2 separate regions of the Mus musculus genome follow, and region 1 is linked to region 2. Evidence: chromatin loops called from intact Hi-C (ENCODE). Cell type or tissue: heart. All regions are shown on one strand. Each heading gives the region's core, and the rest is flanking DNA. Links, peaks and the distances in the headings are about the cores only. Region 1 holds the start of Gm46170 (a long non-coding RNA gene). Region 2 holds the start of Mgst3 (microsomal glutathione S-transferase 3).

Region 1 (5,371 bases), core at 206-5,205, 130 kb before region 2:
CCCTGGGTTTGGTCCTCAGCTCTGGGAAAAAAAAAAAAAAAAAAAAAAAAAAAAAAAAAAAAAAAAAAAAAAAAAAAGACCACCCCAGTTCCACTCTCCCGACCTTGGATGCTCAGCTCAAGCCCTGACCCATGTACAGCTTGTGCTTCTAACCCAGGGCTATAAAATGGGGTTTCCTTGTTCCCCACTTGGGACCACAAAACGAGGGATACTCTCCTATGTTCACCATTACAGACCATTTTCAACAGCCAGACAACAGCCAACAGCAGAGCACAAGTTGTATAGGAGGGGGCTTGGAGCATCTCTGTGGTGTATGGGAGGGGCTTGGAACATCCCTGTGGTATATGGGAGGGGGCTTGGAGCATCCCTGTGCTATGTGGGAGGGGGCTGGGAGCATCCCTGTGGTGTATGGGAGGGGGCTGGGAGCATCCCTGTGGTGTGTGGGAGGGGCTTGGAGCATCCCTGTGGTGTGTGGGAGGGGCTGGGAGCATCCCTGTGCTGTGTGTGTGTGTGTGTGTGTGTGTGTGTGCACACAAGCGTGCGCTCCTCTCCAGCAACTCTACTTGTTCAATTTTTCCAGCAGCCAGCTTGTGCCTTGTCTTGTAAGGTTTTTTGTTTCTTCCAGAGCATGACTGATTATGGCACTGGTCGTGATAATTAACTCTACCTCCTTTCCCATCCCTGGATGTCAAATAGGGGAGATCATGAAGAACTTGGCTTCAGATATGAATCAGCTCGTTTTCTGTTTTGTCTTGTTTGTGAGTCTTGACCCCTTGGGCATCAAATGACCCTCTCATGGATGGGTGTCACAGATACCCTGCATATCAGATATTTACACTGCAATTCATAACAGTAGCAAAATTGCGGTTATGAAGTAGCAACAGCAACGAAGACAATTTTATCATTGAAGGTCACCACGACGTGAACTGCATTAAAGGGTCCCAGCATTAGGAAGGTTGAGAATATGTAGATCTGGCTGGCCTAGGAACTCACAAAGATCTGCGTACCTCTGCTACAACTAAAGGCCTGTGCCACCACGCCTAGCCCACATTAATTCTTTAATGGGTTCACCATTTGATACAGTGCTGGGACCACAGAAAATACAGAAGGTATGACTGTGGGCAAGCATCAGTGGGCAGTATCTCTCATACACCAAGCCCTGGTTCCATCTTAAGCATCCCGAGAACTGTGACGTGATGGCTGAGCCTATAGCTGAGCACTAGGGGTGCATACTCAGCACTCAAGACAAGAAAATCAAGGTCTTCCCTCAGTCCTGGGCCAGACTGTGGGACACATGAGGCTATCTCAAGCCACCCCAGCCAGCCCCCCACATAAACTGGTGAGCTGACGCATGGGGCATGGCGGGGGGGGGGGGGGGGGGGGGGATCACACTTACTTTCAAGGCCAGCCTGAAACAGACGCAATGGTGTACAGGAAGGAGTGGGTACTGAGTAAGTAGGGTCAGGGCAGTGACCTTAGGGACCCAACTTGACCCCGACCCCGATCATTCCCTCCACTTCCTGGTCACCATGAAGCATGCAGCACTTCGTTCGGCACCAAGCTTCCTCTCGGCTGATGCTCCTGCTTTGCCACAGGCCCTGTAACAGACTCCAGTGGCCAAAGTAAATGCTTTTCTCAGTCAAGTTCCTGGTCACAGGGTGACACTAACGAACACAGGATTCTGTGGCACGAAGGGGGACAGGAGGTTGTTTGTGGCCAAAGATCTTTCAACACACTAGATAGAGACTTAGGAGCTCTGAACTGAGCATAGGGCAAACACACACTCCTTAAATCCCCCATTCTTAGTGTTTCAGGCTTCCACTTCTGCTTTTCGCTTGTGGGGTCTGTTGCTCGTTCTGAACCTAGTGTCACCTATGAGGGGGCTCAGTTGCCAGTCCTTGTGGGCACTCACTACATTGCCCCTAGCAAGCTTGTGCTAAGCACCCCAGACCAGAGTCAGGTTTTCTAGCCCTCCCCGCTCAGTTGGCTGGACAGGCTTCATTCAGATCCAGCACCACCACTCTCTGGGCTATGGGACTCGAGGCTGCTTACTGAACTCTATGAAAATGGGGAACCATTACAGCAACCGCTCTGAGGGCTGAGGGGTTATGGACTTAAGAGATGTTTCTCCTAGGAAGAAACAAGGTCAGAGCTGGAGAGATGGTGTGGTGGGTAAGGGCCCCTGCTGCCAAGGCTGGCTTGGGTTTGATCGCCAGGACCCATATGGTAGAAGGAAAGAACTTTCTGCTCCAAGTTGCCCTCTGATAACATTCATTCTGTGGCATGTGTGCAAGCAGGCATGCTCGGGCAAGCACACACAGGCACATAATTTTTAAAAAGCCATGAAGTTGTTTTATAAAGAAGAAAACAGAAAGGAATGGTGTAATAAATGTATTAGAGGTTGTTTAGGCTTCACTGGTGTGTTTAGGGATATTTCCTTGGTTCGTTGGGACAGGGTCTTACTCTGAGGCCTTAGCTGGCCTGGAGCTGCCTGTGTACACTGAACTCACACCAATCTGCCTCCCTCGTGTGTCCTAAGCCCTGGGATCCAGAGAATGAGCTCCAATGCCCGGCTAGAGGGCAAGTGTGCGCATGTGTGTTTTAAGTGGATTAAGAGAAGAAAACCGGACAGGATTGGGCCAGGGAAAGGTTGTTCCTCCTAATAAAGTCAAGGGCTGTGTCACACCTCAAAACTGCTGAGCGCCAACAACTTCCTGAAACTCAAACATCTGTCCAAGTGCTCAACAGAAGAGCTACAGTCTCTGCTGCAGAAGCAGGGTGCGTTTAAAGCTGGCTTTTCCAAGAACTGGCATGTGAAGACTGACTTCTCAGATCTCAAATTCTAAAGTTAGAATGGGGGGGCGGGGCGGGGCGGGGCGGGGCCGGGGGAGTGGGGGCGGGGTTCAGGCCGACTCCACGTAAGACACTGAGAGAAACCTGAATACACTCTTCTCTCTCAAGGGCCTGGGCACCTGCTACGCTGTACAGACATAAGAGCAGTGTCCTTAAACTGGAAAGATTAAATAGTACAGAAGAAGGAACACCTAGGACGGGAATCCCAATTCAGATTTAAGTGGAGTGGCAGACACACACACAAGGGAAGAGGAAAGCTTAAGAGGGCTTTAAGAGATGAAGTGCCCGACTGGGCAAGCAGGAGGCAGAATGCAGAGCAGAAGCAGCTCTGACATCACAGGTGGAGGAGAGCCGAGCTCTGGGCCCTGGAAGCAGTTAGCAATGAGGATGGGAAAGGACAGGTGTGACACGTGCTAAGAGCTAGCCCATTACAGCCTTGGAAATGCCAAGGCCAAGAGCGGAAACCCAGCCACAAAGAATGCCCAGGGAGTGACGAGCAGGATCAGAGCTGTATTTGTTTAAAGATCACTCCCGCAGCAATGTGGAGAATGTTCTGGAGGGGGTCCAGGCTGCTGGCTGGGAAGCCAGCCACTGGAGAGTCATGCTGTCTGGAAATGATGGAAGCCTGGCTAAGATTCCAAGAGAGATTCACAAGTGGAACGGAGGGGATGGGCAGCCTGGATGGACAGACTGACGGGGGGGGGGGGTGGGGGTGACAGCAGCAAGGTGTCTCTCCCGAGTAGCTGAAGGGAAGGTTGCAGGTGGGACTGGCAGGATTCCAGGTCTCACACACTGAGTGGAAATGCAGGGTGACAGCTGAGGACACGGGAAGGGGGCTCGGGACAAGTGATGACTGAGCAGACTCCAGAAGGGAGACGCGCAGTGAGCCAAGGAGCTTCAGAGGCGGGACCCAAGCCCAAGAAGAAAGAATACACAAAGCAACCGAGAGAACAATGGGAGGCAGGAAGCCAGCAGCAGCCTGAGGGCGGAGGTTGGGGCTGGGGTGGGGGTGCACAGTAGACCGGTGGTTCTCGATCAGTGGGTCTCGACCCCCCTGGGGGAGGTAGGGTGACTATTTCACAGGGGCTGACTATCAGATATCCTGCTTAACAGATATTTACACTACAACTCATAACAGTAGCAACAAACATAGTTTTAAGGTTGCGAGTCACCCCAACACCACCACAGTTTGCAGCACTGGGAAGGTTATGGGCCACTGCAGTAGACGCGTCCTAGAGGAAACAGCACAGTCACGTGATGCAGAAAGGTGAGCTCGGCAAGCAATGGCTTCACAGGATCCAGAGACTGGGGGGGAGGGGTGGCAGGGGAGGGTGATTACACTTAAATCCCGCAAGGAAGACTTCCCCATTAAACTCTCTCCAGCTCCTCTTGATCTGCCCAGAGCTTACTCACGTGGCACTCTCTGACACCTCAGAGATCCCCAGCGCACAGTCAACCTTCACATCACATTACCAACTGAGGAGTGCCTGGCTGAGAATGGAAGCGCCCTCTTCCTTCAGGAGTAAGACATAGTCAATGGTTCGGGGGTCATTACGGTTTGTGTTGTATGTATCAGGGTCTTGCTATATATTCCAAAGTATATCCCCCAATTAAGCCTGGCAGTGGTGGCACATGCCTTTGATCCCAGCTCTCCAAAGGGAGAGGCAGGAGGATTGAGCCAGGGCTATACAAAGGAACCCTGTCTGGGTGGAGAGGGAGGTATTCCCCAATAAAACAAATAAGTACTGGGAATATGTTTAACAATAGACTGATCAGAGAGGCTGTTCTGGCAGCACACACACTGTAGAACATGAAGGCAGGTAACAGGAGGGCGATTGTTCCCGGTTTAGACACCACTGTGTATACACTGGGGCCGGTGTTCTCACAAGCCAGACCTTATCTCCTTTTCACAGATGTAGGGATGAGGTCAAAAGAACCAGATTAAAAACAGGCCAAGACAGGCCAGGAACTGGAGCCTGACAGAGTACAAGGCCTATGTTCCCTGTCCCCAACTCACCTGAAAACACTTTTGCCACAAGCCTGCGAGGTCTCCACCCTAACTGGGCACAGTGACCGATGCCATAAAAGCTTCCATTGGATTACAATGGAAGACCTCAAATCTCACAGTGAACACAATCCCCTGGAAGGCCTGGTGGTGTCCTCAGTGCGGGTGCATCCATCTGGGGAAACAAAGGGTCAACCCAGCTGCAGTGCTCTGGGGACTGGGGACAGCAGACCAGGAAGGTCCTGCGGCTTGCTCTTCCTCCAGAATGGTGTTCATGCCTCCCTCATTCAAATAGGGCGTATTGCTCCATAATGTTCTGCTCTCAAATGTTGGCTTTCCCCACAGAAGCGACAGAGTAGGGGAAATGCAGTCGGTGGCTAATCAAAACACCATGTTTGACCTCCAGAGATCAATAAGTCGTGAGAGCTATGGCACAGCTCCAGGACCAGTCTCCAAAATGGGACTTCCTCAGACAACCAAATATGGAACACATAAGCGTCGTGGGCTCTCTCC
Region 2 (5,371 bases), core at 123-5,122:
TGTGTGTGTGAGTGTGTGAGTGTGTGTGTGTGTGTGTGTGTGTGTTCTCTGTGCTGTCTACTTATAAAGGAGTTCCTTTTCAGATTGTTTCCTCCGGAACTCTACACAAGCAGGAGGGAATCTAAGTGAGGGAAACTCTGCCCTTGTCCTTTAAACAAGGACTCAATAAATGGCCCAGGCTGGCCTTGAATTACCATTCTCCTGCCCCAGGCTCTCTGGTGCTAGGATTCCAGTTGCAGGCCTCTGCATCCAGCAAGATTTTGTTCCTTAGTCTAAGGAAGCCCCAGTAGTTCAGTTTCTATGGCTGGCCACACTATCCCTGTCATTTTATATATAGTAACACTGGTTAAAGGAAAAAAAAAAAAAGAATCACTTGACAGAGTTTTCTATTTCTGTAACATTGTGTCAGGAAGAAGCTGAGCAGAATGTACTTCCCAGGGTGAAAGCACATGTTTGGATTTCAGATGTTAGTTTTATTTAACTCCTTAGATAAATTTAGCTCCTGTGAGAATAAACAATTCTGGATCCCCTGACTCAAGACAGTATACTCTCATTATGGACACACTGAAAGAAAACACACCGGGTAACCCTGACTAATAACCTTGGCTGCTTCCGGGAAACTGCAGTCTGCAGGTGCCCTACAGATTCCCGCAGGGAAGCCCTGGTTTCTGCTACTACCTTAAAATCTGCAGCAGACCCTGCAAGGCCACACCTAAGCCACCAGTACAGGCAACAGAGCAGAGAGCTGGTTGCTCTCTGGGGCACCTCCTTTCCCTAGTTAAGGGATTCAAGTCCCAACCCGCAGCGCAGCGTTGCTTTCCTACCCATCCGACCATCTGTCTCTGCTTTTCCTCTACTTCCTTTTCCGCACTGACTTGTACCCTAGGCTACTTGCAGACTGGTGCCTCCCAAGCAAAGAATTAACAGAAACCACAACCTCGGGAGTGACTCAGTGTCTCTTACTCCCTTCCACCACCCTGCAGGTGCCCCACCCTGTGGTTCTGGGTCTCCCTGTAGCGACACAAGATAAGTAAAGGGACACTTGCGGACATGTGAGTATGGGATGAATTAATATCCCACTCACTCTTCCCAAGAAGTCTCTTGCTATGAGGACAGAAGTAAGAAAATGACCCATATTCAGGTATCAATGCAAATATTTCTACGAGGCGAGAGGAAAACAAATGCAATTCCCTCTGAGACCCTCTCGAAGGATCCTAGCAACAAGACATCCATAGCAGGCGCGGCGCTTGCACGCCACTTATGAAACCTGTGCTAGATCAGGTACGAATGGCCAGTTCCCACTGCAGAGTTCCGGGCTCCTTTCTCTGTATTAACAGCTGCAGTGAGTAAGGTCAGGTGGTCTCTTGAAGGCCGAAAGAGGGAGCCCCAGGTCTTTACACAATTGGAATTAAGGAGGGGGAGGAAAATAAGGAATTGAGGATGAGCTGACCTTGAGAACCTCCCTGAGTTAGAGATAGCGAGGTAGGGGCCTCCCCGAGAAGCTCCTAAGCTACACCATCGGGGGGAGCATGCAGGGAGGGCGGAGGGCAGAGTGGGTAGAAATGCAGAGCTCAAATCGACCGATAAAGAAGGGAGGTTGGAGACCCCAATTCCGTTCCAAGTGACTGAGATACCGGTTGTGCATGTGCAGGCATTCAGGTGTCCCAGTGAAGCTAAAGCTCCTGCAGCTCGCAGCTGCCAGCACTTACCTGGCTCACCTTCGTGCGCCTGGTACAGACCTGAGAAGCACAGCAGTGCCTAGGTGCGGCTCTAGCTGTCCCGCAGGACCCGCCCCACTCCGCCCCGCCCCGCGCGGCCACGCCCTCGGGACCGCCCCCGAGACCGCCTCTGACTTTGGCGGTTCTAGCTGTTTCTTAAACTAGACTGCATTTTTTCCCTGTGTCGGGTAGCCCGCATATCTACTTTTCCGGCTCCCCAGTGTATATATTTGCTCTACTCTCCAAGTATCTTTTCGTGACTACAGTATTAAATTGCTCCTAGAGATTTGTTCTGCTTGGTTGGAACAGAAGCGACAGTAACGCGTTAGTAATTTGTCCCCGGCAGGGCACTGTAACTCAGCTTGCTGCGCGTGCGCAGAAAGTAGAGCGTAGTTTATGGAGAGCTTGGGGTGGGTGGGGAAGGCGTGTGTCTCACTTTTGGACTCTCTTGGGGAGGGGGCGTTTGAAACTGTGGGAGTTCCCTTAGCCTGCGCCGTTGGCGCGTACCTCAGCTCTGCCTACACGGTGCACCGCACCCATTCTCTCTCCCCCAGCCCCACAGGCGGGCTCCTATGGCTTGGCTCGCCCAGGTATTTCTTCCCGGACCCCGGCACAAACTTAACAAAGAGCACAGGCGCACCCTCTTGTGCCACCTCGCGGCGGCCTCCAGGAGAGCCTTGGATAGGACCTACTAAGCAGAAGCAGACCTTGACTGCTAATTTCTATAAGTTCTGCTTTAAACCGGTCGCAGAAAGCACCGAAGCTATCTGCTACTTTTTTTTTTTTTTTTTTTTTTTGCCCCGCGTTTCTGAAATGCCCTAAGAAACTTAACATGCTACGACCTAAGAAACTAGGTCAGACAGTGCATACCTTTTAATGTCTCTCCCCTCCTTCCTCACAAACACCAGAGAATAAGTTTATTCTGTAGCCAAATATGAGTGACCATGGCCTGCAGTGGCCAACTGTAATTTCGTGAACTTCTAGTAACAGAACCAAAGAAATTCCTAAGTCAAGTTCCCTTTCTTGTACGTTGGGAACGGGTGGTGGTGGGGGCATCAGGTGTGCAGATTATAGCAAAGCCTGGAATAAGATCTCAGATATTGTCTGATGACATTCTTTGTCTTGAGTTCGTAGAGGCTAGTGGCAGGTTTGTACTCTCTGAAATGATTTGAGTGATAGGTCCGAGATAGCTGTTCAAATACATAAATGACTAGTAAGGATGTTAAAGCTAGCTTGATTGGCTGAAGGTTTCCACCCCTCCACAATCACCAAAATTTTAATCAGTACAATTTTTAAGATTTTCGGATCTTTAGCACAGCTTGCATACCCTTCCTTTCTTCCACCTGTCTTTCTCCCTCACAGCCCAGGTGTGCCTCAAGTTCATATTGCCATGTAGCTCACACTGGTCTTGAACTGATCCTCCTGCCTCCACCTTCCAACTCTTGGCATTATAGAGGTGCACTAGTGAGCCCATCCTCACGAGAATCTCTTCTTTGGGAGAATTTGCACTTCTAAGAAAGAGTGCCTGGGAGTCGAACAATCCCAAGCAGGAAAGCCTAGAATCAAGGAAGGGGCCAGGCTTGGCTTTCCTTTTTACTGGCTTGTCTTGCCTACACATCTGGAAGTACATCGGAGGCTCATGTAATCTTTATTCTTGCTGCTTCATCAGCTTCCAGTTGTTCTAATGCTTACCCTTAAGTACAAGAAAGGTTTCTACTTCAGGTTTCCTGGTGTGTTGGGTTTACAGGACTTGCTTTGACTGAACATTAAGGAAGCAAATAGGAAAAACCATTTCTACACTATTAAGGGGCCTCATTCCCCTCTTGCTTCTGGTCTGTATAAAAAAAGGCAGCCAAGGTGGTAGAACAGATGATCAGAAAGTCAGGATAATACTGGTGGCTGCTTTCACAGACCTTCCTGTCTGACCCTAAACAAGAATTGATCATGTAGGACCTTATTTCAAAAATCTTACAAGGCCAGAGGAAGTGTGGAATACCTTTTATCCCAGTTCTTGGGAGACAGAGGCAGATGGATCTTCATGAGTTTGAAGCCAGGCTGGTCTGCATAGGGAGTTCAGAACAGCCAGGACTATCTAGTGAGCAACTGTCTCAAACAGGTGTCCCTCAAGCCCCCCAGACCCAGCCAAACAACCAATCAGAAGCCAAAAAAATCCAACCAGACATCAATAAAACCACGAACCAAATCAACCAAAACTTTACAAAAGCAATGTTTGTCTTTTGTAGAAGCCTTGGGAAATACAGGAGAACCTCCCAAAAATTACTCATGTGTGTGTGCACACTCCGGTAGAATGGTGGTGTGGACACTATTTTCTTTTGTCCATTTTATAAATTGCAATCCATTTCCCCTTCATCGTCTGCAGTTCATTCTTCAACAGTATTTGGTGATGATTGCATACCACTTTATACAAATCTTTTGTTGGAGATAGGTTGTTTTGAGTTTTTCTATTACAAGGTACAACATTGTCAGCAAATCTGTATGTGTGCTTACAATGATTTGACTAAACTTCTTTAAAGAGAATTTCTGGGTCAGAGAATACATACTTATTCAAATCTCCTGATATCTATAAGCAGTGGGCATTTCTGGAAAGCAGTGAGCTATTTCTCCAGCACTGGGTATTGGGTGTGCTTTCCTCTATTTCTTAGTTGGAGTAAGACTGTTATCTTGAGGCACCATGAAGACCAAATGGAGCTACACACAAGAACCCTGTGTGCTTCTCCTCAGGTGAATGTATTTGTAGACCCCAGTAAAACAACAGGAATGAGATGTGCAGCATGTGGCCCAGAAGTTACTGTGTCCCTGCTTCACTCACCATCCATTCCTTCTCCACTTAACAATTTGGCTTCTGCTTCCAAACCTTCCTTTAGACGGCTCTAAAAGGTCACCACCCGCCTTGTAAACTCTCTACAGTATCTTAAGCATAGCTTTTCCCTGAGTCCTTGCTGTCTGCTCTTCATCTCTCTAATTCTTAAAATGTGTTCCAGATTCTCCAGAGTCCCGTCCCTTTTGTCTCCCCTTTTTTTGCATTCCTCCAGCCTACGAGTCACTTCATTGACTCTCCCTTGATGACTCGTTTGTTCCGTTGACTGTTTTAGTTGTAAAGTCCATATTTCCTTCAGTGGAAGTAGAACTTAGTATTGAAGTGACAAAGCCAGTCTCCCCTCCCCGAGCTTCCTGGGAGTGTGAACATGTATGTTTGGCTCTGAAAGTCAGGTGCTTGCTCCTAGGATTCTGAGCTTTAAGGAAATCAAGTGACCTGGTTAGTTTTTGTTATCGGCTTGATACCACCTGGAAAGAGGGAACTTCAGCTGAAGAATTGCCCCGTTGAACTTGGTCTGAGCCAAATCTTTGAGAGACAGTCTTGGTTGATGATGGCTGGCCTGGAAACTGCTGTGTAACTCTGGCTAACTTTGAATTCCTGATCTTTCTTCTGCATCCCAAGTGTTGGGTTGGAGTGCCAGCATACCTGGCTCTACTACACAAACACACATGCACAAGAAAGCACACACACACTCTTTTATTTAGCACCATTACATATAGCAATCAACAGTTTGTATAAAAAGAGAAGCTACATCAAAACCAGTGGTTAGATACTTTATACTTTTCATAGAACAGAACTAAAAAACCCATTACAA

Evidence for each region. A loop is a pair of places that touch in the nucleus more often than their neighbours do. Peaks named below come from ENCODE experiments on the same cell type or tissue, not always from the same donor. Only the 100,000 strongest peaks of a DNase experiment are listed, where the experiment ranks them.
Region 1: a loop joins it to region 2, with 2.1 times the contacts of the local background. A loop is called at or near these places in 1 of 42 quality-filtered maps.

What each region holds. Positions count from the first base shown.
Region 1 is chr1:167,266,792-167,272,162 of GRCm38, forward strand. All of the region lies in intron 1 of Uck2 (uridine-cytidine kinase 2), which reads right to left. It overlaps Gm46170 (a long non-coding RNA gene), which reads left to right and starts at 71. Exons shown (of 2, transcript XR_001779530.1): 1 at 71-311; 2 at 626-743. In heart, for the core only: a CTCF peak has its summit at 3,138; a DNase peak (open chromatin) is centred at 3,400; H3K4me3 peaks cover 1,945 bases; H3K27ac peaks cover 3,727 bases.
Region 2 is chr1:167,392,042-167,397,412 of GRCm38, forward strand. Mgst3 (microsomal glutathione S-transferase 3) reads right to left here and starts at 1,800. Exons shown (of 6, transcript NM_025569.2): 1 at 1,710-1,800. In heart, for the core only: a CTCF peak has its summit at 2,375 (motif pointing left); DNase peaks (open chromatin) are centred at 770, 1,810 and 2,100; H3K4me3 peaks cover 2,651 bases; H3K27ac peaks cover 2,364 bases; H3K27me3 peaks cover 1,241 bases.